2 separate regions of the Homo sapiens genome follow, and region 2 is linked to region 1. Evidence: chromatin contacts called from ENCODE Hi-C or POLR2A ChIA-PET data. All regions are on one chromosome and are shown on one strand. The core of a region is the stretch at or near the end of the contact, and the rest is flanking DNA. Distances in the headings are between cores, read along the strand shown.

What was found. A loop is a pair of places that touch in the nucleus more often than their neighbours do. ChIA-PET counts read pairs that join two places held with the same protein, here RNA polymerase II (POLR2A). Pooled maps may share reads with other maps.
Region 2: a loop to region 1 is called in a pooled map, with 2.5 times the contacts of the local background. The contact joins two enhancer-like sites. A Hi-C loop is called at or near these places in 5 of 50 pooled maps. POLR2A ChIA-PET finds 5 or more read pairs at or near these places in 4 of 52 experiments (PC-9, T-cell, activated CD4-positive, alpha-beta T cell and 1 more).

What each region holds. Positions count from the first base shown.
Region 1 is chr15:41,694,120-41,697,809 of GRCh38, reverse strand. MGA (MAX dimerization protein MGA) reads right to left here. Exons shown (of 24, transcript NM_001400225.1): 3 at 787-1,735. Among named protein-coding and RNA genes, the nearest start is that of MIR626, 4.4 kb to the right of the region's middle. Within about 2 kb of position 1,634, at least 7 of the 41 ENCODE cell types and tissues checked have a DNase peak (open chromatin) inside an H3K27ac peak, as active enhancers do.
Region 2 is chr15:41,955,966-41,959,451 of GRCh38, reverse strand. All of the region lies in intron 1 of EHD4 (EH domain containing 4), which reads left to right. It overlaps LOC124903477 (a long non-coding RNA gene), which reads right to left. Exons shown (of 2, transcript XR_007064603.1): 2 at 2,787-3,486. Among named protein-coding and RNA genes, the nearest start is that of EHD4, 15 kb to the left of the region's middle. RefSeq lists an enhancer at 2,059-2,178. Within about 2 kb of position 1,256, at least 4 of the 41 ENCODE cell types and tissues checked have a DNase peak (open chromatin) inside an H3K27ac peak, as active enhancers do.

The sequences.
Region 1 (3,690 bases), core at 385-2,884:
TAAACAGAGACTTCAATGTGTAAGACAGGAGAGTTAAGATGACTGTTAATATTTGGTTCTCCAATGGTACTCTACTACTACTACTGAAAACCAGGGCCAGGAGCGGTGGCTCATGCATGTAATCCCAGCACTTTGGGAGGCTGAAGCAGGCAGACTGCTGGAGGCCAGAAGTTAGAAATTAGCTGGCCAACATTGCAAAACCCCGTCTCTACCAAAATTACAAAAATTAGCTGGGTGTGGTGGCACACGCCTGTAATCCCAGCTACTCGTGAGGCTGGGGCACGAGAATGGCTTGAACTCGGGAGACGGAGATTGCAGTGAGCTGAGATCGTGCCACTGAACTCCAGCCTGGGCAACAGAGCAAGACTCTGTCTCAAAAAAAAAAAAAAAAGAAAAGAAAAATAAAAGAAAACCAGGAGGTAAAAGAAATGGAGCGTCACCAAAGAGTTAGTAAATATTTCATGTATTTTTAGTCCTTTCCAAAATCCATAATGATGAAAATTCCAGTAAGACCCGAAGACTTTTTTTAAACACAGCTATGCAAAAATCGTAAACTGAAATCTAAGCAAGACATACTTTTTTAAGTCTATTCAAATGAAGTATCTTAAGTTATTCCTATTAACTAAACCAAACATTTTGGAGACACTTCCCTCCCAACTCCACCCCCCATACACCCTCACAAATAGATATCACAAAACTAGATTGTAAATCGAGTTACTTACAAGCCAGTATACAATTCAAGTATGACTAATTAGCCTTAAAGAATCCTGAAAATTACAATCTTACCTTTGATTCAAAGGAAACAAAGAGAACACCATCCACATCTTCCAGATCAGGCTTCACATCTGGAAAGGTACTCCCAGGGCTTACAGGTGTATTCTTTGTAGAAATTAAAGACTTTCCTGTGTTCTTAGGTGGTCGTCCTGCCTTACAGAGTTTCAATTTTCGTGGCCTTCCTCTTTTTCCAGGGACATTTGGAGAGGCATTCTGATTAGCATTCACTACCTTTGCGGCTGTTGCAATCTTAAGCATAGTTGTTCTCTTTCTGCCCAAGTCCTCTTTTCCTGAAAGTGAGTCTCCAACTGAATCCTTTGAATCGTCGAGTATTCTTTCTGTGCTAATGCTGTCAGATATATCAGGATATTTCCACTGAGGCTCTTTCAGTAAGGGATATTTTTGTACCACTCTGAGATCTGGTGAATGTTTTCTAAGACCATTTTCTGATTCCTTGCCTAAGCAGAAGGCAGTCTCATTGGAATTTTCAATGTATGTAGGCAAATATTCCAATTCTGCCAACATAGAAGATTTATCCTTTCGAGATGTGGAAAGCATGTTATCGGGGAGTTCAGAAATCTTAACTGTGCTTCTGGTGACAGCACAGGGCTCCAGATAGACTACTGGCATCTTTCCAGTGTCTAATTTGAACATTTTAGCTTTAGCAACACCTGATGGGCTGCTTGGAAGCCATTTAGAAGATAGATGGTCAGCTTCTGGGTTGTCAACTTTATTGTGCCTCTTTAGCTGTTTCTCTAGTATAGGATCATCATCACTGTTTGAGTATACATCCGTCTCTTCATCTGTCTCTTCCTGTTTCACAGTGACCCCTTCTGGGCACTCACCAAGTTCGTAGTCATAATCATCTAGAGGTTCCTCTTTAATAACAACATTGAAGCTTCCGTTCTGGTCTAACGGTGAGGCTACACGGGAGTCATCTTCAAAACTGCTGGCAATAAGACTGGAGAGAGAGAGGAGAAAGGGATTTTAAAAGTACAAAATGATCCATTAACAAGACTTGAAGAGAAAAAAAAAAAAAGATGTTAGGAATCCAAGTAACACATCAGATTTCCTGAGCCATTCCTCAAAAACACTCAAAAACTCTAAAAATCCACACGGTGATTAACAACCCTGTAAAGCGAACACACATCCATCACAACTAAGAATTGCAACACAAACCGGAAAGGGCCATTAAACTGCCAGCTGATATTTTCCTGTATGTTTTGAGATTAAATTCACATAACATAAAACATAATATTGCAGCAATTTTAGAGTATACAATTCATTGGTTTTTAGTATAGTCATGATGTTGCCAGATGATTTTCCAACTTTAAAATTGAAAAACTCACTTTCAATATAAAGAATTCACCACTAATTCTTCCAAAATAAAAGATAGGGAGTTAAAGGCAAATACGTATGACCCAGATATATTGTGTATAATTCATCCAAAAACAACATAAACATCTAGTTTCCCCCTCCTCCCAATCATCCATTGAAAGCCTAAGAACTGTACCAATGTATCTTGAGAATATGGTAGAAATAAAAAATTGGGCAGGAGCGATGGCTCACGCCTGTAATCCCACTACTTTGGGAGGCTGAGGCAGGCGGATCACAAGGTCAAGAGATTGAGACCATTCTGGCCAACATGGTGAAACCCCATCTCTACTAAAAATACAAAAATTAGCTCAGCGTGGTAGCACATGCCAGTAGTCCCAGCTACTCAAGAGGCTGAGGCAGAATAATCGCTTGAACCCGGGAGGCGGAGGTTGCAGAGAGCCGAGATTGTGCCACTGCCTCCAGCCTGGCGACAGAGCAAGACCCTGTGTCAAAAAAGAAAAAAAAAAAAAAGATTCCACATAAAGTAATGACGAATTAAAATTCTCAGACTCAGAAATTCTAAAACTGCACCTCTCATTTCCCCCCACCTCAAAATATCCATACAAGTCAACACGTTAGCAGCACAGGAAAGCAGGATGAAAACTGCTTTGAGAAAAACTATACACACCACTATATATATTCACTAACAAATAACATGTAACAAAGGATTGTGGGCATTTTTTTTTAAATAGTTCAAAGCCTATGACTGAAAACAGCATTTATAGCCAGGCATGGTGGCACACGCCTGTAGTACCAGCTATTCAGAAGACTGAGGTGCCAGGACTGCTTGTGCCCAGGAGTTCGAGGCTGCAGTGAGCTACAATTGCACCACTGAATTAAACCCTGGAGCCGGGCGCAGTGGCTCACGCCTGTAATCCCAGTGCTTTGGGAGGCCGAGGCAGGTGGATCACGAGGTCAGGAGATCAAGACCATCCTGGCTAACACGGTGCTAAAAATACAAAAAATCAGCTGGGCGTGGTGGCGGGCGCCTGTAGTCCCAGCTACTCGGGAGGCTGAGGCAGGAGAATGGTGTGAACCTGGGAGGCGGAGCTTGCAGTGAGCCGAGATCGTGCCACTGCACTCCAGCCTGGGCAACTGAGCAAGACTCCGTCTCAAAAAAAAAAAAGAAAAAAAGCCTGGGCAACAGAGCAGGATGCCTCCTCTAAAATAAATAAACAAAAAATTTAAAATTTCAAAAATAAGAAAACAGCATTTACACAACTAAAATATTTTCTTCTGATCAGTCACTTTTTTTTTCCCTGAGATGGGGTCTTGCTCTGTCACCCAGGCTGGAGTACAGTGGCAACCTCCACCTCCAAGGTTCAAACAATTCTCCTGCCTTGGCCTCCCGAACAGCTGTGATTATAGGCATGCACCAACACGCCCGGCTAATTTTTGTATTTTTAGTAGAGATAGGGTTTTACCATGTTGGCCAGGCTGGTCTCGAACTCCTAACCTCGTGATCCGCCCACCTCAGCCTCCCAAAGTGTTGGGATTACAGGTGTGAGCCACCACGCCCGGCCCAGTCACTTTTTAAAA
Region 2 (3,486 bases), core at 7-2,506, 260 kb before region 1:
TCTCGTTTATCATCACACAAACCATTTCTTTTTTTTTTTTTTTTTTTTTTTTTTTTGAGACAAAGTCTTGCTCTGTCACCCAGGCTGGAGTGCAGTGGCACGATCTCGGCTCACTGCAAGCTCAGCCTCCCGGGTTCACGCCATTCTCCTGCCTCAGCCTCCCGAGTAGCTGGGACTACAGGCGCCCGCCACCATGCCTGGCTAATTTTATTTTTGTATTTTTAGTAGAGACGGGGTTTCACCGTGTTAGCCAGGATGGTCTCGATCTCCTGACCTCGTGATCCGCCCACCTCGGCCTCCCAAAGTGCTGGGATTACAGGCGTGAGCCACCACGCCCAGCCCACACAAACCATTTCTTTAGATTTGGCTTGATAATTTAAAAATAATGCTCATACAACACTCAAAATATATGTGCCGTATTATTTTTAAAATCTTACATTTGTGTATTTGTTATGATTCACAGGACACGTTCCTGTAAACATTCCCAGTGGAACCCGTCGGCCTCTCAGGCTCTGATTTAGGGTGGGTGGTGTCCTCATAAGACTAGTAAGAAATCCTTCATCTTAATAAACCGCTTAACCCATTTGAGCCTTAGTTTCCTCATCTGTAAAATAGGGATAGAAATAGTACCTGCCCATAAGGTAGTTAGGATGAAATGAGACTATTCATGTAAAGACTTTAGCACATAACGAGTCCTCAAGCGTTAGGTATATTTATTTAAAGTGTAATGCTTTGCCCACTACTCCAGCATTTGTTTGAATAATGTGCCACTTAGATTTGTTTGGTTTTTATTCATTCTTAAGCTCATCGTTGAGAAGATGGTGCTTGGACATATTGAGAGTATCTCTGTTTTCAATATCTTGAGAGTTTTTTTTCTTCCCCTTGTCATAAATGACATTCACTTCTATGAAGTGAAAAAAAAAATTCTAGCCTAAGCAATGAAAAAAAGAAGACACCATCCATATATACTCTTGCATCAAAGTAGCTCTGTGAGCTTGGGCTGAATGCTGGCAACCGGGGTACCCCAGAGCCACTTGGATGAGTCTGAACTGGGGACCTCATCGGACCAGGACAAGGGGATGTCAGGTCTCCCATCCATCCCACCATCCCTTCCGCCCAGCTGCTTGGAATCCAAATGTCCATACCTTTTTATGTGGCTGGCTTGGCTCGAGAACCTTGGAGCAATCATTGCTGGAATTGGCAGGCCTCTCCGAGAACACAGGAAAGGGGGAGCAAAGTGGAGCCAAGGACAAAAATCAAGTCTCCAAAGCACAGGATGCCTGTGGAGGGGCTAATCAGCTCTGAATCACGGTGGTCTTCCTGTGTCCTCTTGTTCCTTTGAATTGTTGTTATTGCAGATAATACTAGAGTCCCTGAAACTCGTAGCTTTGGGAAAGCCTCTGAGGCACTCCCACCGTGAGAAATGTCTAACACAGTTGATCAGGCTGTCTATCCCGTGTGGCTGTGTGATTGACCCATTTATGCACATTGCACCTCAGCATCAGCTCAGACTCTTCCCTTCCAGCTTGCTGTGTGTGGATCCATCACTTCATTCTCCCTTTTTCCATGTCAGATACTTGGTGTCTTGGTTGTTCCGAGTTCCCTCACTGCACTGACATGTACCTGTTTACCCAGCAGTGTAACAGATGAATCTGAGTTTCTGCAGTCCCCCAGTGAAAAATCTTCTTCAGGGCAATCAGCTTAGAGTGTCATATGTAAAGTCAGGGATCTGCCAGGTCCTGCTTAGAGCACCAGGGAGCTGGGGGCAGTGTAGGACCCCAGGGTGATGGTGCTGTGCCTGGTGTAAGAGCAGAAGTCTGGGGCCAGGAGAAAGGGGCTGCAGGTTCTGGATCCTGCATGGCCACCCTGTGAGTTTGACCAGCAACAAGCCATGTTCCTGCACTAACCCTCAGTCTTGTCGCTTGTAAAGATAAGAGGCTGACTCAAATCATTCCTACCAGACTCCAGGTTTCTAAAGTACTGAGTATATAGACCATGCCCTGCAGGAAATGACAGCCCAAGAGAGGAGAGGAAACAGGCCCTCAAATAACACCAGCACGAGCTGTTAGAGGTCAACTCCGCAAAATCCCCATTTGAGTTTATTTTTTCTTTATTTATTTAGAGACAGGGTCTCACTCTGTCACCTAGGCTGGAGTGCAGTGACATGGTCACAGCTCACTGCAGCTTCAACCTCCCTGGGCTCAAGCGACCATCCCACCCCAGCCTCTTAAGTAGCTGGGACTACAGATGCACGCCACCACACCTGGCTAATTTTTGTATGTTTTGTAGAGACGGGGTTTCTCCATGTTGCCCAGGCTAGTCTCGAACTCCTAGGCCAAGCGATCCTCCCACTGCGGCCTCCCAAAATGCTGGAATTACAGGCACGAGCCACCGCTCCCAGCAAGACCCCCATTTTAAAGGCTTCTAACACATGGTGTCAAATTGCTTTTTAGTGAAGTTAGACCAACTTATTCCCCCACCAACATATATAAGGGTGTTTATCTCACAGGACCCTTGCCAGCATTGATGATTCCGAGTTTTCAAAAATTTGTTAATGTGCTCTGTCTTTACTGGTATTTCTTTGATGGTGAAATTGAACACTGAATGTTAACTTTGTATTATCTGTGAAAGTATCACCAAACAAATTGATAATGCAAGCAAGCTTTATAATACAGTAATTCTTCCTAATTCTAGTTCTTCCTCTGTGTCTGAGATCCAGAGATTGATTTACCAAGGTCACAGTCAAAGGGGGACACCTTTGACTTCAAATTATTTCACACTTGAAGCACACTTTAAAAATGATTTATTGTTAAAGGTCTGTCCAGTAGGGTCGCTACTTAGAAAACTCTGGCTTCGATTGCAATATAAACTTGAATGTAGGAAACATCTGCTCTTCTTTAAACAATTTTTTCATTTATATTTTTCCTTGAAACCCCTGTTATTTCAAAAGTAGTGGGATTTGCTGTACTTGTACAGGAATGAAACATCAGAAAGTAATTCAGGCACTCCTCGACAGTGATGTCTGACTTCAACACCTGTGCTGTGTGAGTGATTGTCCAGCTGGGGGACTCACTGCTTAACTACGATATCCGTATGCTCACCTCCCTGGCCCGGAATCTGAAGGGCCTCCTCCTGGCCAGGCTTGGTGAAGGTGCCGAGAAGGGGCCGTGTTGCCGCGAGCCACCCAAGGTGGAGCTCCACACCGAGCTCTTCCCCAAAAAGCACACGCTGCAGTTCTCGTCTGGTTCATCCCTTTAATCAGTGTGTGTGACCTTTTGTAGGCCGTCTTGGCCAGCCCACCGTTGCTATTAGCACTGATTCTGGAGCAAAGTGCCTGTCAAGCTTCAAACCCACTCCCGCACCTCACATTTTCGTGAATTGCGAACTGTGTGTGCTGCGGGGAGCTGGGCGACACTGGCTGCTGTTCTCCCAAGCCCCTCCCTCCCCAGCAGTCTCTCCTCCCTCAGTCATACCAGCCTCCAGACA